Regions from separate parts of the Homo sapiens genome. Here all the other regions are linked to region 2. Evidence: chromatin contacts called from ENCODE Hi-C or POLR2A ChIA-PET data. All regions are on one chromosome and are shown on one strand. The core of a region is the stretch at or near the end of the contact, and the rest is flanking DNA. Distances in the headings are between cores, read along the strand shown.

What was found. Hi-C counts contacts between places; a loop is a spot of excess contacts on that map. ChIA-PET counts read pairs that join two places held with the same protein, here RNA polymerase II (POLR2A). Pooled maps may share reads with other maps.
Region 1: a loop to region 2 is called in a pooled map, with 14 times the contacts of the local background. The contact joins the promoter of PDPK1 here to the promoter of CRAMP1 in region 2. A Hi-C loop is called at or near these places in 3 of 37 single-sample maps with no recorded cell type and 10 of 50 pooled maps. POLR2A ChIA-PET finds 5 or more read pairs at or near these places in 1 of 52 experiments (activated CD4-positive, alpha-beta T cell).
Region 3: a loop to region 2 is called in a map of ascending aorta, with 6 times the contacts of the local background. The contact joins the promoter of METTL26 here to the promoter of CRAMP1 in region 2. A Hi-C loop is called at or near these places in 1 of 168 maps with a recorded cell type or tissue (ascending aorta), 3 of 37 single-sample maps with no recorded cell type and 14 of 50 pooled maps.
Region 4: a loop to region 2 is called in a pooled map, with 4 times the contacts of the local background. The contact joins the promoter of METRN here to the promoter of CRAMP1 in region 2. A Hi-C loop is called at or near these places in 1 of 168 maps with a recorded cell type or tissue (B cell), 4 of 37 single-sample maps with no recorded cell type and 9 of 50 pooled maps.
Region 5: a map with no recorded cell type shows a loop between it and region 2 (17-fold over the local background). The contact joins the promoter of CHTF18 here to the promoter of CRAMP1 in region 2. A Hi-C loop is called at or near these places in 6 of 37 single-sample maps with no recorded cell type and 8 of 50 pooled maps.
Region 6: a map with no recorded cell type shows a loop between it and region 2 (7-fold over the local background). The contact joins the promoter of STUB1 here to the promoter of CRAMP1 in region 2. A Hi-C loop is called at or near these places in 4 of 37 single-sample maps with no recorded cell type and 10 of 50 pooled maps. POLR2A ChIA-PET finds 5 or more read pairs at or near these places in 2 of 52 experiments (CD8-positive, alpha-beta memory T cell and Panc1).
Region 7: a map of OCI-LY7 shows a loop between it and region 2 (7-fold over the local background). The contact joins the promoter of LMF1 here to the promoter of CRAMP1 in region 2. A Hi-C loop is called at or near these places in 1 of 168 maps with a recorded cell type or tissue (OCI-LY7), 3 of 37 single-sample maps with no recorded cell type and 9 of 50 pooled maps.

What each region holds. Positions count from the first base shown.
Region 1 is chr16:2,536,528-2,539,779 of GRCh38, reverse strand. PDPK1 (3-phosphoinositide dependent protein kinase 1) reads right to left here and starts at 1,759. Exons shown (of 14, transcript NM_002613.5): 1 at 1,644-1,759. The coding sequence starts at 1,667. RefSeq lists an enhancer at 664-1,364 and silencers at 1,483-1,612, 1,623-1,832, 1,943-2,252.
Region 2 is chr16:1,610,769-1,613,756 of GRCh38, reverse strand. CRAMP1 (cramped chromatin regulator 1) reads right to left here and starts at 1,397. Exons shown (of 21, transcript NM_020825.4): 1 at 1,100-1,397. It overlaps IFT140 (intraflagellar transport 140), which reads left to right and starts at 1,685. Exons shown (of 31, transcript NM_014714.4): 1 at 1,685-1,789; 2 at 2,904-2,988. RefSeq lists enhancers at 501-1,001, 1,002-1,502, 1,891-1,950 and silencers at 881-1,040, 1,071-1,190, 1,211-1,740, 2,979-2,988.
Region 3 is chr16:634,792-637,650 of GRCh38, reverse strand. METTL26 (methyltransferase like 26) reads left to right here and starts at 1,346. Exons shown (of 6, transcript NM_032366.5): 1 at 1,346-1,557; 2 at 1,877-2,039; 3 at 2,311-2,370; 4 at 2,695-2,762; 5 at 2,854-2,859. The coding sequence starts at 1,361. TRG-CCC2-2 (tRNA-Gly (anticodon CCC) 2-2) reads left to right here and starts at 845; the gene lies at 845-915. LOC100287175 (a long non-coding RNA gene) reads right to left here and starts at 699. Exons shown (of 4, transcript NR_149003.1): 1 at 595-699. RefSeq lists enhancers at 1-316, 1,747-2,406 and silencers at 1,335-1,454, 1,505-1,684.
Region 4 is chr16:713,669-716,846 of GRCh38, reverse strand. It overlaps METRN (meteorin, glial cell differentiation regulator), which reads right to left and starts at 1,729. Exons shown (of 4, transcript NM_024042.4): 1 at 1,454-1,729; 2 at 863-1,263. The coding sequence starts at 1,557. RefSeq lists enhancers at 1-320, 321-918, 919-1,516, 2,115-2,713 and silencers at 971-1,030, 1,131-1,560, 1,661-1,970.
Region 5 is chr16:787,370-790,579 of GRCh38, reverse strand. CHTF18 (chromosome transmission fidelity factor 18) reads right to left here and starts at 1,960. Exons shown (of 22, transcript NM_022092.3): 1 at 1,805-1,960; 2 at 1,455-1,649; 3 at 1,220-1,370; 4 at 865-1,033; 5 at 311-403; 6 at 181-233; 7 at 1-55. The coding sequence starts at 1,895. RPUSD1 (RNA pseudouridine synthase domain containing 1) reads left to right here and starts at 2,199. Exons shown (of 6, transcript NM_058192.3): 1 at 2,199-2,324; 2 at 2,836-3,024; 3 at 3,103-3,210. The coding sequence starts at 2,843. RefSeq lists silencers at 1,667-1,726, 1,907-2,366, 2,387-2,476 and an enhancer at 2,926-3,210.
Region 6 is chr16:678,628-681,659 of GRCh38, reverse strand. STUB1 (STIP1 homology and U-box containing protein 1) reads right to left here and starts at 1,250. Exons shown (of 7, transcript NM_005861.4): 1 at 976-1,250; 2 at 310-508; 3 at 57-222. The coding sequence starts at 1,134. It also overlaps the pseudogene STUB1-DT. RefSeq lists enhancers at 1-471, 442-491 and silencers at 1,172-1,381, 1,662-1,771.
Region 7 is chr16:969,663-972,734 of GRCh38, reverse strand. LMF1 (lipase maturation factor 1) reads left to right here and starts at 1,751. Exons shown (of 11, transcript NM_022773.4): 1 at 1,751-1,947. The coding sequence starts at 1,755. RefSeq lists enhancers at 1-572, 2,555-3,072 and a silencer at 1,340-2,509.

The DNA.
Region 1 (3,252 bases), core at 510-3,009, 930 kb before region 2:
AAATTTCGCCATGACTGTCACTGGGTGCAGGTTAACCTCACAAACTTCGACATAACTCTCGGCCCCAGCCTCCACTGAGCCTGGCCAATCCGCCTAATTCATGTTTTTATGTTACCCGGGCCACTCTGGTGTACAGCCACACATGTCGAAATAGCGAAAGGCATCCCTTCAACATTTTTCTCAGCTGAACCTTCTTCCTTAACACGCATCTCTACAAAGTCCACGAGTGAGCTGCAGAAAGTTCAAGAGCCTCCTGACGTAGTTACAAAATTCAGCGTCACTCTGCCTTTTTCTCAGAAGAGGGCCCATACCTTTCCTCAGGTTCTCAAACAGACTCACAACCCCCCACTCCCCGCCCCACAAAAAAAAAGATCAAGAACGCCTATCAAAAAGCCACATCTGCCGGGCGTGGTGGCTCACGCCTGTAATCCTAGCACTTTGGGAGGACGAGGCGGGCAGATCACTTGAGGTCAGGAGTTCCAGACCAGCCTGGCCAACATGGCGAAACACCTTCTCTACTAAAAATACAAAAATTAGCCGGGCATGGTGGCATACGCCTGTAATCCCAGCTACTCAGGAGGCTGTGGCAGGAGAATCGCTTGAACCCGGGAGATGGAGGTTGCAGTGAGCTGAGATCGCATCACTGCACTCCAGCCTGCGCGTCGAGAGGGAGACTCCATCAAAAAAAAAAAAAAAAAAAAGCCGCATCCTGGAAGACACGGGATCAATTAAATTTCTTGGGTTTTCCTTCATTTAAAATATTTGCCTTTTAAATCAAATGTTAAAGCCATGTAGACGTTCTTCCATCACCCACTGCACATCGCATACAAGGCATAAATTTTTAAACCGTCGTCCCCAGACTGTAGAACTTAGCATATGGAAAACATAAAAACACGAGGGATACTTTTAGCGATAGAGAGAAAATATAGAAACACCAGCGACACTTTTAGCAAAACATTTCACCCAACAAGTGGTTTGTTTTGGTCCTTCCCCTAAAATCCCTCCTACCTGTCAAGCTCACTTTCCCCTCGGTGATCCTGCACATTCGGCCTCCCAGGGGCTTCCCACAACGCTGAGCACAGCCACGGGCAGCAAAAGCACCCAAATGCCCCTTGGCCGGGCCGTGAAAGGCGAGTTTTCCCGACCACTGTCATCAAGAATCTGGAAAAGGGGGCCCAGGAGCATCAGGTGCTTTCAGCAAGAACTTGCACCTTCTGCTTCTCTCGCAGGCGGAGGCGCCAAGGACCCCGTTCCAGGTGGAAGCCCAGGGCGGTTCCTCTACAGACAGAACCGAAAGGTAACCCTGGAGGCTCGGCTCCAGGCTGCGCCAAGCCGAAAACAAACTTTCCAGGCACTTCCACCCCGCTGGGCCGGGTGACACCTCCCGGCCTCCCCCGCCCTCCGCGCGTCTGTCAGCGCCCCCGGCCAGGCCGCCGCCCGCCGCAACCCAGGCCCGGTCTCCCCGCCGCAGCCAAGCAGCGCCCTCGGCCGGCGCCCGCCATCCCCGGCCCGGCCGCCCGGCTGCAGGTAAGGAGGCACCCGGCCCTCGGGACCCCGGGCCGCCCCGCCTCGCCGGACCCGGGCGGCCGCCGGACCCGGCAGGGTAACAAACCGGCGCGTCCAGTCCGCCGCCGCGCGCTCACCAGCTGGCTGGTGGTCCTGGCCATGGGCCCCGCGTCGGCGCGGGCGCCTCCCCCGCAGCGCTGCGCGGCTCGGCGCCTCCTCAGCGTCCTCCTCCCCGAAGCGGAGCCCCAGCAATGGCCGCCCTCATCCTGCGCCCGCCCCGTCGCCCGCCGCCCCCCGCCCCCGGCGCCGCCCCGCCCCCGCGCGGCGCCGGGCAGGACTTCCGTCGCGCCGCAGCCGACGCCCGCGCCCATTGGCCGCGCCCATCGTCGCTCCGCCGCGGCCTTAGTGGGCTCCGCCTCCGCTCCAGCTGCATTTCCGGGTTGGGGCCTGGCGGGCGGGAGAGGCCCGACCCCGCCTGGGGAGGGGGACCTCGCGCGAACCAATCCCAGGGCCTGCGGGGCGGGGCTGGGCGGGGCTGGGCGGGGCAGGGGGCGAGCTGTCATTCCGGCATCCCAGACCGGGAAACTGAGGCTCAGAGGGGACCAGGCTCCGGCCAAGGTCACGCCCGAGGTAGCGGCGGAGCTGTGCTCGAACCCGGAACTCGGATTCCGGAGCCGGCTCTGCGTAAACTCAGAGGCGCAACTTTGCTAGTTTCACAACTAACAAGCGTTCACGGAAGGAAATCTGGGCTATCAAGTCACATTCACGGCCGGGCACGGTGGCTCACTTTGGGAGGCGGAGGTCGAGGCGGGCGGATCACTTGAGGTGAGGAGTTCGAGGCCAGCCTGCCAACATGGAGAAACCCTGTCTCTACTAAAAATATACAATTAGCCGGGCGCCTTGTAGTTGTTAATGTCGATAATGTTTTTTTGTGTTTTTTTGTTTTGGGTTTTTGGTTTTTTTGAGATGGAAATTTGCTCTGTTGCCCAGGCTGGAGTGCAGTGGCTCGATCTCTGCTCACTGCAACCTCCGCCTCCCGGGTTGAAGCGATTCTCCTGCCTCAGCCTCCCGAGTAGCTGGGACTACAGGCATGTGCCACCACACACAGGCAAATGTTTGTATTTTTTTGTAGAGACAGGGTTTCACCATGTTGGCCAGGGGCTGGTCTCCAACTCCAGTGATCTGTCTGTCTCCGCCTCCCAAAGTGCTGGGATTACAGGTGTGAGTCACCACGCCCGGCCAACTTTATTTTTTTTTGAGACAGAGTCTCTGTCGCCCAGGCTGGAGTGCAGTGGCGCGATCTCGGCTCACTGCAAGCTCCGCCTCCCGGGTTCACTCCATTCTCCTGCCTCAGCCTCTCCGAGTAGCTGGGACTACAGGCGCCCGCCACCACGCCCAGCTAATTTTTTTGTATTTTTAGTAGAGACAGGGTTTCACCGTGGTCTCAATCTCCTGACCTCGTGATCCGCCCGCCTCTGCCTCCCAAAGTGCTGGGATTACAAGCGTGAGCCACCGCGCCCGGCCAACTTTATTTTTTTTTATACTGACACATGCCCATGCAGTTCTTGAGTAATGCACAGAAAAATCGGAAGCAGTGAAGGACAAACAGCTTGAGGAACTAGTACACAGTGAACTCTAGAACACGGAGCCCAGGGTGGAGGAGCCTCGGGGCAGGGGCCAAGGGCCAAGGGTCAAGGGTCACAAGAAGAAAGCATCTGAGCAGGCACCAGGGGACAGGGGAGAGAG
Region 2 (2,988 bases), core at 148-2,647:
GCAAGAAGCGGTAGAAGACAATGGTGTTAAAACTCTTGGCAACAATTAATAAAATTATTGCATCAACTTTGCTACCCACCGCCCTGTAAAATGTCAACAACAAAGTGCAGTGACTAAAAATGCTGCAGCCCAGAAAGCAGAGCCACTCAAAAATAAACTCAGACAATCAGGTACACAGCAAGAGCTGCAGCCCAGAAACAGTCCGGGACGGGCACGTGTGAGGAAGCAAAAACGCTGAAGATTAGATTCCTCAGCAGATACTGACCCTGCGTTCAACTCAACTGTTGAGAACGGGGGCATTTCCACTTCAAAGGAACACACGATCGAGGCACCAACACCAACCACGAAATACAGGGACGCGGGCGAGGACCTCTCTTTCCGAGAGATCGGGAAATGGCTTCAAAGTCGCAATGATGCCCCCACCCTGAGGTGCAGATCACACAAGGATCCGTGGCCGTTTTCTCCTGTCGGAATTGGTCTAGGGAATCTCGAGTTCATGCTAGTTTTAAAAAAAACTCTGCCAAAGAACAAAACCACCCACGACAAACACCCCAACTTAAGGGATTTCGTGGCAAGACTTCCCACTCTTCCCCCTCAACCCACCTCTTTCCACTCAAGAAACCTAAACCCCCAAAGACCTCGTCTCGGGCTGAGAACCCCGCTGCCCAGGGACCTGTCCGCCCGCAGGCCACCCGGGACCCAAGCAAAACAAACTCGGCCACCAGAGTGAACTCGCCCGCTCGCCGGGCTCCACACCCAAGACGCCGACCGAGCACGGGGAAGCGCTTTTCGCCACTGAAAGGACCGACGCCGTCCAGACTTTACCCTAAGGGCCAACAAGCAGGGGGATGGCCTCCTTTTCGCGAGAACCTCCAACGAGACCGGACTTTTCTCGGAGGCGCAGTCTCCTCCAGCCCCGTCCCGCTCCGCACCGGCTCGCGTCTCGGGATGGGGACGCAGAAGCCTCCTCGCCCTGAGGCCAGTTGTGGCTGTACCGGGCGCTGTGGAAGCGACGCCCCCCCCGCGCTCTCCCGCGCCGCCCGACAGGACCCCCCGGCCGGGCCTCGCCATGACAGCCCCGCCGCCCAGCCTTGGTCACCTTTTTCATCAACGCCGGGCGGCAGCCTGGCTTCCCGGGGCCTCCCCGGGTGCCCGCAGAACCAGCCGGGCCGGGCAGCCCCGGCCCCCGAGCGCCGGCTGCAGGGAGGCCGCAACGCCGGGCTGGTCGTCCGCCTCGGAAGCGACTGGTCGAGCGGCGCTAGCCCCGGCACGTCCCCTCCGCGGGCCGGCGCGCGGCTGCGGGGGCTGCGGACGCAGATACTGCCGCCACTCACCCTAGCGAAGCCGGCCCGCCGCCCTCAGCAGCAGTTCCGGCTACGGCGGCCGGTGGGGACCTCACGGACGGCGCGCGGGGGCGGGGCCGGGGTGCGCGGGCGCGCGGGGCGGGGCGACGAACGCGGGGGCGAGCACCCCCAATGTTTCTTCGGGCCCGTCTCCCCAAAACGGCGCTCCCATTGGCTAGCGCTGGGCGGGCGCGCTCGCACGTACGAGCCCGGTGGGCGTCGGGGGCGAGCCCGCGGCGCCAGTAGTGTTGTGACGCCAGCCTCGCGACCTTGCGGACTGTGCGTCTCTTTGGATTGGTGGACAGACAGCCAATAGGCCAGGGCCCGTGCTGTGATTGGCCGCAGCAGTGTTGACGGATACGTGAGAAGAAAACGGCGTGGTAGCTCGGAGTGTGGAATCGGGCGCGAACCTGAGTTCTGAGAAGTGTGGAAGCACGTCTGAGGCAGTTAAGCGCACCCTTTCCTGGGTGGAGTATGTGCTTCTGCGCTACGTTAGCGTAGCCGAGCGGCGCTGGGCACTTGGTCATTTTCTTCATAGCAAGAAAGCAGAGGGGTGTTTTTCAAATTCCAGTGTTTCTTTCTTTCTTTTTTTTTTTTTTTGAGACGGAGTTTCGCTCTGTCGCCCAGGCTGGAGTGCAGTGGCGCAATCTTGGCTCACTGCAAGCTCCGCCTCCCAGGTTCAAGCGATTCTCCTGCCTCAGCCTCCCGAGTAGTTGGAATTACAGGCGCGCGCCACCATACTCGCTAATTTGTGTGTTTTTAGTACATACGGGGTTTCACCATGTTGGCCAAGCTAGTCTCGAACTCCTGACCTCAAGTGATCCGCTCGTCTCAGCCTCCCAAAGTACTGGGTTTGCAGGCGTGAGCCACCGCGCCCGGCTCAAATTCCAGTGTTTCTTTTTCTTTTCTTTTTTTTTTTTTTTGACTCGCTCTGTCGCCCAGGCTGGAGTGCAGTGGCCCGATCTCGGCTCGCTGCAGTCTCCGCCTCCCGGGGCTCAGGCGATTCTCCTCCCTCAGCCTCCTGTAGCCGAGACTAGAGGCGCCACCGCGCCCGGCTAATTTTTGTAATTTTTTAGAGACAGGATCTCGCCTTGTTGCCAAGGCTGGTCTCGAACTCCTGGGCTCCAACGATCCGCCCGCCCCAGCCCCCAAGAGCTGGAAGCCCAAGCGCGAGCCCCGCGTCCGGCCGCCAGCTGCTTTCTTGGGGGCGCTCCCTGCCTCGCTTGGCTCTGTGGAGTCCGGGGCCCGGCGATGGAACAGGCCCTCAGTCACCCAACACCTCAGGACACTGCCGAGCGCATCGACTTTCCCAGAAACGCTTGACCCACGCCCTCCGCTCCGAAACTAGAAAAGCGGAGCCCAGGGAAGGCCTGGGCCGAGACCGCCGCGTGCTGGAAAGGCTCCGCCTCGGGATGCACGGGAAGGGAACACGCCCAGGAGGGGAGGATGCCGCGGTTGATCGGGGCTGTGACAGCGCGCCCTCCACACAAAGGGGACCCAGACGCCGGCCCTGCGCCGCCGTCTCTCCTAGAAAAAGCTCGTCCCGCTTCTCTCTTGCAGAGCGGAATAACCTGGCCCCCGACGCTCGGGCCTCGGAGCTGCACGTGCGTGCCCGATCGCCTTCGGCTCTTTCCGGCCGCTCGGG
Region 3 (2,859 bases), core at 97-2,596, 980 kb after region 2:
GCCCTCCCTGGTTTACCCCTTCCAACGTCCTTGCCCTAGCCAGAGCGATATGGGGTTCCCATTGGTGAAAAACGGCTCAGCAAAGGCGCTAAGCCAGTCCTGAATGCAGAGCCAGGCGCTTGGCACTTTCTGGAGAAGAGCCCGGCTCTGAGGCTGGGACCCCAACCCTCGGGCGCACATAAATCGCGGCCTGTGACTTGATTTCGGGGGTCACCGACCGACCCCTCACGCTATCCGTGGGCCCTGAGCTGGTGCTGTTACCCCAGTGTCACAGAGAAACCCTGGGGCATTATTCGTGCCCCTCCCGCAGACCGCCCAGTTCTGCAGGCTGGGACCGCCCGCCCCGCCCTCTGCCGCCCCTGCCGCCCCTGCCGCCCCTGCCGCCCCTGCCGCAACCCCGCTCTGGCCCCGCCCCAACCCGCCAGTCCACACTCATGTCCCGCCCCCCAGCCCCGCCTCCCCTCTCGGACCCGCCCCGATATGGCCCCGCCCCTCCGGCAACCCCGCCCTAAACTCGGACCAACAGGGGGCCCCAGCCCAGCCCCGCCCTCTCCCCAGCCCCGCCCCGACAGGGCCTCGCCCCCATCGGCTCACGAAGGCCAACGGCTTCCACGGCTCAGGCCCGAATCGAGACTGTCCTCCAGCTCGCGTCCTTCACGCCCGCTCCTTCCCCTCCGGCACTGGGGGGCACCGCGAGACTCTTACCCTCGCGGTCCCGCCAGCTGGGTCCTCCTATGCAGTCGCCAGCTCCCTTGCGCTGAGCCCGGCGCCAGCGGCGGCGCACGCCCGGAGGACTTCCCGCGTCACAGTCTCTTGTCTCCGCGGGCAGCAACTGTCTTAGACAGCGCCGCTGGTGTAGTGGTATCATGCAAGATTCCCATTCTTGCGACCCGGGTTCGATTCCCGGGCGGCGCACTTAGTTTTTTTTCCCATTTGAACATCGAACTCTCGCTAACGCCAGAAATTTAAAAGTAGAGAAAACCCGAAACCAAGGGAAGGCGCCCAGTCTGGCGCAGCGCTGACACAAATTTCGGAGAGTGACACAGGTGCCCTGAAAACCCTGGACGGCCATGGGCGACAGGGTGCCTGAGCTGAGGCGCCTGTAAACCAGCAAGCCAAGCTCGCCGTTCAGTCCCCTGCCTGGGACCGCCACACACCGCTGAGCCGCTCCCCACCGTGCCTCTGGCGACTGCTGGTCCTTTAACAGGAGGCGCGCGTGCTCCTGGGAGTTGTAGTTTATCAGCTTCCGACGTGCCCCGCGGTATCTGGACTACAGCTCCCGACGTGCCCCGCGGAAGCCCGGCCACCGCCCCCGACGCGACCCGCGCCGCGTCCGCGGCGGGGAGTTGTTGCTGCCGCGATGCTGGTGGCGGCGGCCGCGGAGCGGAACAAGGATCCCATCTTGCACGTGCTGCGGCAGTACCTGGATCCGGCCCAGCGTGGCGTCCGCGTCCTCGAGGTGGCCTCGGGCTCCGGCCAGCACGCAGCGCACTTCGCGCGGGCCTTCCCCCTGGCCGAGTGGCAGCCGTCGGACGTGGACCAGCGCTGCCTGGACAGGTGCGGCCCCCGGGGCGGCCACTTCTATCGGTGCGGCGGTCCGGGGCCTCAAGAGCCCACGGCCCGCAGCCCCGGAGGAAAAGGATGCGGCTCGGGCTCTGAGGGTGCGGGGTGGGAGCCTGGGGGTGCCCCCGGGGCAGGCCCTAGCTGTGCGGCCCCCGCGGCTGCGGAAGTGGGTGGACCTCGGGGTCCCCCTTCCCAGCCGCTTTGGTCTCCGCTCCTCAACGTGCCCCCCAGCCTCCCCTAAGAAATTCTGTGGGGGCGTCGGAAAGGCGGGTGCACAGGACTCGGCCCCCACCCAAGCGTTCGCCTCCTGCAGCATCGCGGCCACCACGCAAGCCCAGGGCCTGACCAACGTGAAGGCCCCGCTACACCTGGACGTGACGTGGGGCTGGGAGCACTGGGGCGGGATCCTGCCACAGTCGCTGGACCTGTTGCTCTGCATCAACATGGCCCATGTCAGCCCCCTGCGCTGCACGGAGGTCTGTGGGGAGCCCAGCATGGGTGTCTGCCGTGGCACCACTCACCCTGCATGGGGGCAGCTGGGATGCCAGATTTGCCCCCATCACAGTCGGGGTGAGGGTCTCCAGCCTCCCCCATCACAGTCGGGGTGAGGGTCTCCAGCCTCCCCCATCACAGTCGGGGTGAGGGTCTCCAGCCTCCCCCATCACAGTCGGGGTGAGGGTCTCCAGCCTCAGGGCCTGGCTTCTGTTGGGGGCAGCACCTCACTGCCGTCCTGTTCCTACTCACCAGGGGCTCTTCAGAGCAGCAGGACACCTGCTCAAACCCAGGGCCCTGCTCATCACCTACGGGGTGAGTGGGCCTGTCCACGGCGGGCCTCCCGCTCCCAGTCCTAGCTGCTGTCTCCTGCCCTGCTGAGAGTCCTCCCTCCTGGGCTCCCTGCCCCCCGCCCAGCCACCAGCACGGCCTCCCCTCCACTTCCAGTCTGTACCCCTCCCTGGGTCATCTGCCAGCCTCCCTACCCCCTTGCCCACCAGGCTGGCCTTGGCTGACTCCCTCTTGGGGACAGGGAGGGGGTGCCCTTTCATTCTCCAAACCCCAGCCTGCAAGTCTGTCCCAGGCTCTCTGGGAAATACCCCGACCTTGGTCCAGTGGGCTGTGTCCCCATGCCCACAGCCCTATGCCATCAATGGGAAGATCTCCCCCCAGAGCAACGTGGACTTTGACCTGATGCTCAGATGCAGGTCAGAGCTAGAGGCGGGGGGTCTGGCTCAGGTGGCAGGTGGCTTGGGTGGCACCCCCCAGGCCATGACTCCATCTCCCCACCCTCTGCAGGAACCC
Region 4 (3,178 bases), core at 480-2,979, 900 kb after region 2:
GAGGCAGCAGGCAAATGAGCAGAGCCCACGCTCAGGGCCTGATGGCACCTGGGGGTCCCAGAGAGCTACACAGCAGATGTGCACGCCCTCGGCGACACCTGTACTCAGGAAACACACTTGCAGGCGCGTACCTCCAAGGCAGGAATGCACACAGACGTGGGCCTGGGGGCCATGCCTAGCGATCAGCTGTCCTGGGCCGCCCTCCTGCACTCCCATCTGACATATGCACCCCAGCATCTGGGACCCCTCTAGTTTCCCGGATCTGAGGTCTGAAGAGCAGCAGCCCAGCTAGGGTGATAGGAAGTGGGGGCAGAGGAAGGGTGGTCTGGGGTCCCTGGCCCAGGGCCAGGGGGCAGAATAGCGAGAGCCCATCCCTTTCAGGGTCAGGCGCCAAGCTCCAGGAGAGCCAAGCAAGAGCTGGGCCTGGTGCCCTGCAGGGAGGCGAGCGGCGTCTCCATGGTGACCGGGCTGCACACTGGACTTTTGTTGGTTGGGCTGGGGGAGGGGAGAGAGGTCACCGCTGGGCCAGGGAGCCCCGGACAGCTTTGGCCGGAGGCTTCGATTCTGTCCCCACCATCTCTTCCCCCAACCGTTCAGGGACCAGAGGCCCAGGATTGCTGGGCCCGGCCTCCCCTTCCCTCCACTCTGCCCCTGCCAGCTCTTTCCAGAGATGAATCGGGAAGGGAGGGCGGGGAGGCCATCCCTCCCCAGCAGTCCCAGGCTGTGTGGCCTGACAAGCCCATCCAACCCTTGTAGCTCACTTTTTCCTTCTGCAGTGGGGCCGACAAGGCACATTCCCGCCAAGCCCAGGCAGGGTAAGACTTCGGGACTCCCACCCTGTCCCAACCAGACCGCCACTCACCGTCTACGCCGAGACCGTGGGCCTGCGGGGGCAGCTCGGGGCGCCCGTCCTCGCGCAGCTCAAAGCGGAAGGCGGCCACGCGGCGGCTGATGTCCTGGTGCGGCGTGGCCTGCAGGAAGAGGGCCCGGCGCTCGCGGGGACCCCAGCGCACGCAGCGGCCCCCTGCCGGGCCCGGGCCCTCGGCCAGCAGCAGCTCCAGGGCGCCCCCTGCGCGCTCCGCGAAGACCTGGGCGCCCGCGAAGGGCCGCACCGGCCGCAGACAGGCGATGCCGGGCCGCGCTCTGGGATCGGGGCCGCCCAGGGTCAGGCGCAGCGCCCCAGCCGGGTACAGCCACTCAACCGCGCCCTCCGCACAGGCCAGGGCCAGCTGCCCCACGCTGCCGGGCTCCTGGGTGAGGCCGCTGGGGACAGGACGGGACGGGGCGCTGAGACGGGGGCGGGTCCCCGCCCGGCGCAGCCCCCGCTCCCTCCCGAGGCCGCCTCGCGGATGGGGAAACCGGCCCAGCGCTCTGCGCGCTCCGAGGGGCGCCTGGGGGGTCCTAGCCGCAGCGCACCCCGTCCTAAGTGCGGGGACAGCCCCCCGGACCGTACCTGCCCCTCCAGCTGCAGCGCTCCTCGGAGTAGCCGGCGCGGGCAGCCGGGGCCAGGAGGCCGCAGCACAGCGCGCAGAGCAGCGCCGCGGCCGGGAACCCCATGGCACGGCGGGCGGCGTCCGGGGAGTCGGGGCTCTCACCACCGCTGCCCCGGCGGGGCGCGGGTCCGGGCGGCGGCGGGAGCAGCCGGGGGCGCCGGCCGCCCGGCCCCGGCGAAGCCCCCAAGCCCGCGGCCGCTCCGCCTGCCGCGCAGCCCCAGCGCCGGGGCCGCCTTGGAGCGGGTCGGGAAGGGGGCGGGGCCTGCGGCGTGTCGGCCAGTCGCGGCGCGGCCCGGAACTTTCCGCCAATAGCAGGCGCGGGGCGGAGCGGGGGCGGGGCCGGAGCTCGGGCGCCGCCGGAGGACTATCCCACGGTCCAAGCGCCTCGAGGGTTGGGGGGGGCCTTGGCGCGGAAGGGAGGCTCCTTGCCCGCCCCGCGCTGTGCGTCTCTCCTTCGCCGCGCCCTCACCCTGGCCTCGCCCCCCGCGCTGTCCCGATCGGAGTCCTGGAGCCTCTGATGGAGCCGAGGTTTTGATGTCCACTGGAACCTCGGGGTGGCGGTAGGGAAGGTGGCCCACCTGGTGGTTCCGCCTCGCGGGCGGCCGGGCCTGCTCCTTCCTAACACTGGGACCTGGGCCTGTTGGCCACATCCCTCCCAACCAGGTCCGGTCCTGCTGACCAGAGGCCGGTGGAGCCCCAGAGGAGAGGGGTCATGACTCCAGAGGCGGGGAAGGCCTGGCCTGGGGGCTGCGCCTTGGAGCGGGGCCAGGCCTCGGGTTTTGGTAAGGCCGTCTGCAGGAGGGGGTCCTGCTGAAGAGCGCGCAGCCCGCAGGCTTAGGCCCCTTTCCTCAGACCTAGCGGCACCCCATAGTTGCCGGATGACCGACCCCGGGCCAGACGGGGCTCCTGGAGGGGCGTGAATGGAGCAGCCACGGGCACCCCTGCAGGCCTGCAGCACGTGGAGACACAGGAGCTGGGAGGACACCCCTGGGCCACAGGAGCAGCCCCCACCAAGATGAAACAAGCAGAAACAGGCGATTCGCAAACACACTGTAGCCTCAGGCTGGAGCAGTGTGGGATTCCCAGCATCCGGGACTGCTGAGTTGGCCTGATGGGAGGAAGTGGGCAGTGGCTGGCCAGGTGGACAGGAAGAGAATGGGGGAGAGCAGACAGCCTGGGTCAAGGGCCTGAGGAAGGAGCTCTTGGCAGCCCAGTGAAACCCCAGGGCATGGGTGGTGGGTGGGGACGACAGGTCAGATCACAGAAGGCCTAAGGCACAAGCAAAGGGGTCCCACTACATACTGAACCCCTTACGGACGACAGAAGCTTTAGCCGGGGACTGCAAGGACCAGCATAGACTGTGCAGCCTGAAGATGTGAACATTCCGTCCCCTGCCCCCAAACCTCCTGCCACCCGGCGCTCGAAACTCATGGTGGACAGATGAGTTCACCAGTGGCAGTCGGACAGATGAGGCCAGATGGCTCAGTGGCAGTGGGAGGCTGGATCCCACTGACCAGGCCCTCCCTCAACCCCAGGGCCCTCCCAGGCCAAACAGGAACAAGGCGCCTACTGGGCTCGGCCAGCCCCTTGCTCTGGGCGAGGTGCAGGTCAGAAGTAGCCATCACAATCCCCAAAAGGTGGAAGACTCCCAAAGGCCTGTCTGCAGCTGAGTGGACAAGCAAGTG
Region 5 (3,210 bases), core at 711-3,210, 820 kb after region 2:
CTCCTCCTCAGGGGCCCCCAAGGGCTGGGCTGCCTCCTCCTCCCCCGACCTGAGACTGGAGAGGACCACGTCCTGAGCCACAAACAACTCGCAGGGACCATGCCAACCCACACGCTAGGAGCTAGGAGTTGGTGCAAGAGCCAACAAGGGTCCCCAGGGCGGAAGGGCCAACCAAGTCACCTGTGCAGGGTGTCTGAAAGCTTCTGGGCCTCCTGAAGCAGCCGCTCCCGCCGCTGTGCAAACAACAGGCTGGAATCAGGAGGGCTCAGGCGGCCCCGCCACCGCCCCCCAGCAAACCCGCAGCCCCTACCTCGCCGTCGACCTGCTTCTTCAGGGAGGCTAAGGACACACCCAGCAGGTCCAGCTGGCCACCGCCTCGCCATGGGACGTGGAGGAGAGAGCCCTGTGGGGAAGGGAGGACAATTGCCTCTGGGCCCCTCCTAGGTCACAGGATTCACGTCAGCCCCCATCAGTGCTCAGGGACCCGGGTGGGACAACCCCAGTAAGCTGGCCAGTGAGGGGTGGGAGACTGGACAGGGGTGCCAAAGGAATGAAGCCATCCAGATGGGTCAGCTGCAAAGGGAAATTGGGGGCAGCTTTAGGAGAAAGGAGGAAAGGGCAAAAGCAGGAGGGGAAGCAAGGAGGCCCTCTCCACCCGAGGCCATACAAACAGGCTGGACAGCAACCTGCTGTGGGGAGGCTGTGTCCTCTAAGTCTACGCCCCATGACGCAGCCTCCCCCTCTGCACCCCTGGGGCTCTGCACAGGACCCGCTTTAAGCAAATGGCAGGGGTGAGGGGCTCCAAGGACCCTTTCCTGAGCAGCACTGGCCCACCCACCGTGCAGGAAGGCCACAGCCACGCACCTGCACCCCCGGGGCCATGGGGTCAGCACGCAGCACCAGATAAGCCCGGACGCCCTCCGTGGATGTCACGTGGACGTAGTCCTCCAAGATGGGGGGCCGCCTCAGGACGGGATTGCGGGCAGCTGGTGAGGCCCGTGTGAGACCCACGTCGGCAGCAGCTTCTGAGACTCTGGAGAGAGACCGGGGCTCAGTGGCAGAAACTCAAGCGTGGGGTCACCCTTGGATATGGGTGTCCGAGACTGCTCTCAGCCATGGAACCCTCCCCACCCCCCAGGCCTCATCCAGGGCACGGGATGGGCTCCATCTGAGTCCCACTGGACAGATGGGATGGGACGCCCATGTCCAAGCCACACACCCGTGGCCCCAAAGCTCTGCGAGGTCCTCAGGGCTCGGCGGCGGGGTGATGTCCGTCGGCGAGGAGTCGGGAGGGGGCGGCTCCTCCATCTCCTCCGATCTGAAGTTCAGCCTCTTGACCACCTGCAGCCTAGGCCGTTTGATCCTGGGGGCTGGGGGAGACACATGCAGGGAACCAGAGGCCTCCTCAGCCTCGCGCCCACTCCGGAGGCCCTGGGGCAATGCCGCCAACCTACCGTGGGGCAGGGACCCGGCCGGCTGCAGGTCGGCGTCCACCTGCCTCTTCCTGGCGCCGCCCTGGCTGCTGCCCACAGATGCGGCTGGGGCGGGACTGGAGGCCGCGTCCCCTCTGGCAAGGGCCTCCTCGAACGTCCGCGGGGGTCGGCCCGCGGTGAACAGGGGGACCCCGGAGGGCGACGGAGTCGACGCCCCTGCTGGGAGAGGAGATTGTCAGCGGCCGCCCCGAGACAGCAGATCCCGCCAGCGGCGACGTGGAGGCCCCTTCGGCCCCCGGCACGCCCTCCCCGAGGTCGCCACTGTCCCGGCTTTCGCAGCTCCTCCCCAACGGCCGGGGGCCGCGCCCCACCTTCCAGCTCTGCCAGCACCTCCAGCTCGGCCGCGAACTGGTTGTGGAAATCATCCTCGACGCCGCACAGCTCCTGCTCGTAGTCCTCCATACCGTCCGCGAGCCCGAGCTCCCGCTCCGAACCTCCCGCGCCGCCGCCGCCGTCGCGCACTGCCCGCCCCGAGCGTGCCGGGCGCCGCCAATCAGCAGCCGGCGTGCCCGGCGGCGCGCGCCATTGGTTGGCGTGGCGGAGGCGGGGCTGCGCGAGGGGTGGGCGGGGCGAGTTCCTGCTCCGCAGCCCCCGCGTCCTGTCCTGGGGAGCTCGCCATTGGCCGCCGCAGCCGCCCTTCCGCGGCGGGGGCGGGCCGGGGGCGGGCCGGGGGGGGGGGCGGGGCTGCGCGCGCAGCGGTGCAGGGCGGAAGCGCTGCCAGGCGTCCGGAGCGGAGCTTCCAGGGTCTCTGGGTCGCCAGCGCGCGGGCGCGCGGCTGGAGCCGGCGCCGGGCACGGCATCGGGGGCCTGGACTGCACGGCCCGGCAGCAGGTTGGTCTTGGCGTGGGCGTGGGCGCGGGAGGGGCTCGGAGCCAGGGTCGGCCTGCCCACCGGGCCTGTGCGGGGCGCGGGTCTGCGCGGACTGCGGGGAGCGAGGAGGCCCCAGCCCTAACCCGCGCTGCGGGCAGACCTGGCTGCCGGGCCTGGTAGTGCTGCAGCCCCTCCCCGCCCCCACCGTCGGGCAGAGGCATTCACGTGCATCCCCTGGAGGGGAGGGTCTGTGGGGAGGATCTGTGGGGCAGGTTTGGAACGGGCTCTTTCTCCAGGCTTAGGTCAGGCAGGGCCCTTCAGGTCAGCCCGGAGCAGGCTGACTCCTTGACTCCCCAGCTGACGCCCTGGGGACTGATCTCGGGGACTGAGGATGCAGGTGCACAGTAGGGCTGCGGACCCGGCTCGGTGGCTTCGCACCGGAGCCCGGGTGGGGCGGTGCGGGTACCTCTGTATGCTGGGCTGGGGGCGCACCACGTGCTCACAGCACACGCACCCACGCGTGGCTCGGCAGGCCGGCCATGGAGCCAGGCAGCGTGGAGAACCTGTCCATCGTGTACCGGAGCCGCGACTTCCTGGTGGTCAACAAGCACTGGGACGTTCGCATTGACAGCAAGGCGTGGCGGGAGACTCTGACCCTGCAGAAGCAGCTGCGGTACCGCTTTCCCGAGCTGGCCGACCCTGACACCTGCTACGGGTTCAGGTAGGGGGGGCGGCCGGAGCCCCACGGTGGCGTCTGTGGAGGAAAGTGGCTCAGACTCTGGACTCTGTCCCACTCCAGGTTCTGCCACCAGCTGGATTTCTCCACCAGCGGGGCGCTGTGCGTGGCCCTAAACAAGGCAGCCGCCGGCAGCGCGTACAGGTGCTTCAAGGAGCGGCGCGTGACCAA
Region 6 (3,032 bases), core at 1-2,500, 930 kb after region 2:
GGAGTCGGTGATTCAGAATTATCCCAAGACAGGGCGGCCTGGGGTGAGGGTCCCACCTCTCACGCTCCGCGGCAATGAGCCTGGAGAGGTAGGAGTGCAGCTCGCTCTCCTGGTGGATGCGCCGCTCCTCAATGCTGTTCCAGCGCTTCTTCTTCGCGATTCGAAGAGCGCTGGGGATGTCGTCCCCGAAGTTCAGCCGCTGCTCCTTGGCCAGGCTGTAAGCTGGGGAACGGGGGCTTCACGTCACTCTCTGGCCAGTCCACCCGCCTGGCCCCAGAGGCCCCACAACCGGGCAGCTTGTCAGCCAACCTCGCTGCAGATTGGCGATGGCCTCATCATAGCTCTCCATCTCCAGCTGGCACTGCCCCAGGAAGAAGTGCGCCTTCACAGACTGCCCGTCCAGCTCCAGGGCGCGCCGGCAGTCGGCCAGGGCCTGCTCGTGCTGCTGCATCTTCAGGTAGCACAAGGCCCGGTTGGTGTAATACACGGCCACCAGCGGGTTCCGGGTCTAGGGACCAAGGCCGGGCCAGCCGCATGAGGGCGTAGGCTCAGCGTGCCCACTCTGACCCACGGCCCGTCCCAGCTTCTGCGCTCTGGCTAGAATCAAGAAACTAGGTTTCTCAGTTGTCAAAGCCCCTGGGTCCAAGGATCTGTGCACAGTGGAGTACTGGCTGAGCCTATCCGCTTGATTCCACTTGGTTTTGTAAAGTTTTCCAAATCTTTGGAGAGTCCGGGCTTAGGACCTGGGGTCCTCAAGGGTCGAGGGCCCCTGCCCTCCCCCCACCCGGCCGGCCTCCATCCAGCATCGCACCCTCGTTCTCCGGCACCCGGCGCTGGGCTCGAGAACCACGGCTGGGCTTTGGGAGCCGAGGACACGCCCCGAAGAGGAGCCAGACCCTCGGTGGGGCCGGCCGGGCCCGGGCCCGGCCCTCCCCGGTGCCACCGCCGCCGCCCTCCCCGCGCGGGCGCACTCACGATCGCGCGGCCGTAGCAGGCCGCCGCCTCCGGGTACTTTCGGCCCACGAACAGACGATTGCCCTGCTCCTTGAGCTCCTGCGCGCTCGGGCTCTTCTCGGGGCTTCCGCCGCCAGCGCCCAGCCGTGCGCCGCCCTCCTTCTCCTCCTTGCCCTTCATGGCGCCGCGCGGCACGGCCTGGGCTCCGCTCCCAAGCTCCGCGCCTCGCGGCCCAGCGCCCGCAGCCGGAGCCCCGCAGCCCGAGCCCGCGATCCGCTCGGGCCCGGCCCAGCTCCGCCGCCGGAACTTCCGGCCGGGGGCGGGACCAGCGGGGACGCACGCGTGGGGGCGAGTGGGGCCGCGCGTGCGCCCAACCAGCCTGGACGGGGACACTGGGCCCGCGACGTCGGGGGCTGGGAGGAACGCTCCAGTTCCCTGTCCCCGCGCTCTTAAGGGTGGGCGTTCGCGTAGGCCCTGGCCTGCCCTGCTGAGGTCTCTTCGGAACCCGCCTCGGCGGCGGCCGCCACACACATTCGACTTTCCCAGTGAGATGCCTCACTTGCTTCGCTGAGGGCGCGCTCCCGCAACAGCCTGTCCCGACCACCTGGGGTTCCGCCCCTGTCCCAACGCGCAGAGACCCCTCCCCCGGCAGCCGGCCCCATCCAGAGGCCCCGCCCCCAGCAGCCGGCCCCATCCGCAGAGGCCCCGCCCCCAGCAGCCGCCCAATCCAGAGGCCCCGCCCCCAGCCGCCGGCCCCATCAGCAGAGGCCCCGCCCCCAGCCCCATCCGCAGAGGCCCCGCCCCCAGCAACCGCCCAATCCAGAGGCCCCGCCCCCAGCACCCGGCCCCATCAGCAGAGGCCCCGCCCCCAGCCGCCGCCTCCCGCCCCTGCGCGTGAACGTAGCGGCTTCCCACGCGCTGTGGGGTGTGAGGACCCCAGTCGCTGGGCTGCCATTCTGGAGCGCCACGAGAGGTGCTACGGGCGAGCGCGAGCCCCCGAGGGCGGCTGGAAGCCCCGGACTGTTGGTAGAGTGGAAGGGGATAGAGATCGGTGGGGCGAGCGTCCTCCGTGGCCAGTCCTCCCCTCACCGCCCTTCCTCAGGTATCGGGAAGAGTTGCCAGCGGCCATCAGGGGCAGAGCAGAGAAGCATGTGACAGGGAGCTGGAGCGGCTGCTGGCCTGGCAGCTTGACTGTGAAGGGCGGCCCGCCCCGAGGGCAGGGCCTCCGTAGCGCGGGTCTTCATTGGGGCGTGGCATCGGCGGGGCGGGTGTCTCCAGTGGGGGCGGGGCCTCCCTGGTGGGTCCAGCACCCCAGGCACCCTGACCTGGCCTCCCACAGAGGGGCGCTTCCGGCCACGTCTGCAGCAGCTGGTGGCCACCAATCCCCCTGAGCTGGTTGTGCACTGTTCGACCGCCACCTTCTGCCTCCTGCCAGATGTGGGGGCTGCAGTCACCGAGCTGTGTGCCCTCTGCGGTGTGGGCCCACCACAGCCTCGGGTGAGTTGGGTGGGCACGACTTGGGTACATAGGCGTTCTTGTCTGTGAAGCGGGCAGTCTGGGCCCTTGCGTGTCGCTAGGAGCAGGAACCATAGGGCCCTGGGCTGCTGGGAGCAGGGTCTCCCAGAGCTTGTCCTGATGGGGTGTGTCTGGCTGCTTCTCCTCGCTGTTCACAGCAGTCCTGGCAGCTGGAGCTCCAGAGATGGAGGCCTTCATGTCAGATGAGGCGGTGGCCACAGTGCCCGGCTGGCCGGCCCCACAGTACACCCTCAGGTACTACCTGCTGTACCTGGGCCAGGTTCAAGAGCGGGCCACAGCTCTGAGCCAAGGGGAATGAACTGTGTGTGGGCAGGTTGGGGTGGCCCGTGCCCCTGGGCCTGAGTCCGTGTGCCCCTCCCTAGCCAGTGCCTCAGGACAGTGGACTCCCTACCTAGTGGAGACAGCACTGTGGACCTGGGCTGTGGGGCAGAGGCTGTGCCCAGACCTGCTGCCCAACCTTGGCCCCAGCCTGGCCACCCACGAGGATGCTAGGCCAGCCAAGAAGCATGGAACCCAGGCCGAGTAAACTTGGCCATGGCCCA
Region 7 (3,072 bases), core at 502-3,001, 640 kb after region 2:
CCTTCGCGGGGAGAGCAGCTCGGCCCAGCGAGGGGAAGCTGTGCACAAAGCCTCCTTGTGAGGGCAGCCCCACCTGAGGACAGCGCAGGGCCACACCTGACGCAGGGCAGTCCCTCTCGCCGTCCGTCCCCTAGCAGGCCTGGCACCCAGACAGGGCCCGCTCTGCAGGCGTGGTCCCAGGGTGTGGGGCTCCCTGTTCCCCACAGATGAGGGGAACAGTGTGGGCTGTGCCGGCCCTTCCTAAGCTGGCCCCCAGGTCACGAGGAGAGGTACGGGTCGTGGGCTCTGTGGAGGGACTTGGGTGCCGGGCGCCAGCCAGGGCCGATGCCTCCTGCGATCCCCAAGGCTCCGAGCCCTCAGGCACACACCACGCTCCCGGAGGCTGGGCCAGCATGCGGAGGATGTTTGTGTGTTCGTACCCGTTGCAACATCTTTAACAGGGTCCCATTTCACAGCTGGGCTCCTAAGGGGGGTTTCATAGAAAAGAAATGGAAACTAAAAATGAATTAAACCATAAGATGTACACGTATGCTACGGCCCCAGCAACACAGGGAAGGTGGAGGCTGAGAGGAAGCTCGGGCCACTGCTGGTCAGGCCTGGATTTGGGGGCCCGATGTCCACAGTCAGTCCCTGCCCACACAAGGCTCACACTGCAGGTGGTGAAGATATAATTAAACAGGTAATTAAACAAGCAATAAAGACGGGTCATTTGACCAACCCAGTGGCGATAATTGATACGCCAAAACACTAGGAAAGCTAGAGAGGCAAAAGAGAAGAATACATGAAAACAAAAACAAAAAACCAGGACAAATATTTCCAATATACACAAAAGAACAGGATTTTTCATACGTAAAGAGTGCTGACAAATGAATAAGGAGAAATCTGCACTTCCACCTAAGTGCCCCACAGTTTATTCACTAACCCCTAGGTCTCCAATGCCTACTCTAGCCTCACGCCCTTTCTTTCCTCTAAGGAATGCCTGTGACCCCAGCCCTTCCTAGCACCCGCTTCACATCAGCCTCCAGAACCCCGCTCCAGTCATCAGAGTGTAGAGTGCTGGCGTCCTCCTTCATGTTCTGTTTGGGGCATTGGGCAGTTAGCCCTTCCCTCCTGAGTCCTGAGTCCCCCTCTTCCCCCACAGCTTGAAGTCCAGTCCCAAGGGCAGGCAGGAGCTGGGTTGTGCAAAGGCGGAAGGGTGCTCAGGCTGGGAGAAAGGGGAGGGTCCCCCGAGCATTCCAGGCACAGCCCTGCCTACTCTGTCCCTTGCTGGCTGCGACGATCGCCCTAGCACCCTCCTCCGCAGAGAGTGAGTGTCAGCTGTGAGGCAGGGGCACGCAGTGGTAGCACCGCCAGGGCCTGTGCAGCCCACCTTCCCCAGGACCACAGCTGGGAAGGCGCCTGGCTGGGGGAGGGCACCTGGCCTCTGCAACTCGGACTGACGGAAGGCACGCGTGCCTGCCCCAGTGAGCTCGGGTCGGGCGACGCGCACCACCTCCCAGGTACCCGGCCCCGCGCCCTACCCGCAGCAGCGCCCAGCGAGAACTGCGAAGGAGGCAGGCTCCGGGCACCCGCTCCCGCGCGTGGGCGGGGCCGGCTGGAGGGGGCGGTGCCTCCGGGACTGTGAGCGGGGCCTCCCGGGGTGTGGGTGGGGCCTTCGGCCGTGGGCAGGGCCGGCCAGGGAGAGGCGGGGCCTCCGAGAATGGGCGGGGCCTCCGAGAATGGGCGGGGCCTCCGGGAGTGCGCCCTCCCCGCACATGCGCCCTGACAGCCCAACAATGGCGGCGCCCGCGGAGTCGCTGAGGAGGCGGAAGACTGGGTACTCGGATCCGGAGCCTGAGTCGCCGCCCGCGCCGGGGCGTGGCCCCGCAGGCTCTCCGGCCCATCTCCACACGGGCACCTTCTGGCTGACCCGGATCGTGCTCCTGAAGGCCCTAGCCTTCGTGTACTGTGAGTGCCGGGCGGGCCCGGGACATCCGCCAGTGTCACCTCCGCGCACCACGACCCCCGCCCTCCCTCGAGACTCCTCCGCGCGGTCTCGCGGCCGCGGCGCCCCCACGCAGCCCTCCTTCCTGCTGGGGCCCGGGCAAGGCGGGGCGGGCAGGGCAGGACAAGGCTTGCTGGCGACAGCGCACCCGGCCCTACCCCTGTCGCCGCCTCGAGCCTCCGGCCTGGGCTCCTGGGCTCCCGGTTCCACCCGCAGCCCCGAAGTTGCACGGCCGCGCCTGCCAGGACCGGCTCGGGGCTATGCGAGGCGGGGCCGGCCCGGGCCCTGGCCCAGGAGTTCCCAGGAGAGCTGGGCAGGTGGAGGGTCACCCGTCCGTGCGCAGGTCGGGGGTCTGCGTCCTGGCTGCGGGGCGGGGGGCGGCCTGGAGAGGCGAGGCGCTCCTGCTGTCCCCGACACAGCGCTGTGCTGACGGTGAAGGTTCCCACTGTAACTGGACGCCCGCACGCCACATCCCTGCCGCGTGCGGCCCCTGCCAAAATCCGAGGAGCCGGCCCGGGAGCCTCCTTCGCGTCTCCCAGGGGCTGAGGGAAGGTGACTGGCTGGTGGCCAGACTGGAGTTTCTCCTTTAGTGTTCTCGACTAGCTCAGTCTGCGTTCGGGAAGATTCCCAGCGGAGGTCTGGGGGCAGCTCCGGAACCTCATCTGCAAGTGAAGCCTGCGCCTCACTGTGGGATGTGGTTGGCCGGGTCCACTGGCGGAGACCCTTCACCCCACAGCTGTGCGGGGCCCGCGTGCGCAGCCTACAGAGCAGAGCTCTGAGAAAAGTCAGTTCACGCTCAAAACCTCTGGATCCCCTGGCCAGGGGCAGCTGGCGATTCCAACTCCCTCTCTCCCCAGTCCCTACAACCCAGAACTGGTTTGGAAGAGAACGGTTCTGTGATCACGGTGACATGTGATCACACGGATACATGTTTCATAAGCCCAACGTGTCAGGAGCTACGAACCTCAAGTGAGGCTCTCAAATGAGTATGGAAGTGAGGGGAGCCTGCCAGGCCGAGATGCAGCCAGCGGGGCGCGTGGGCAGTCACCGTCCCAGAGGGCTCCGGAGCTGCTGGCCCCGGGCGTTGC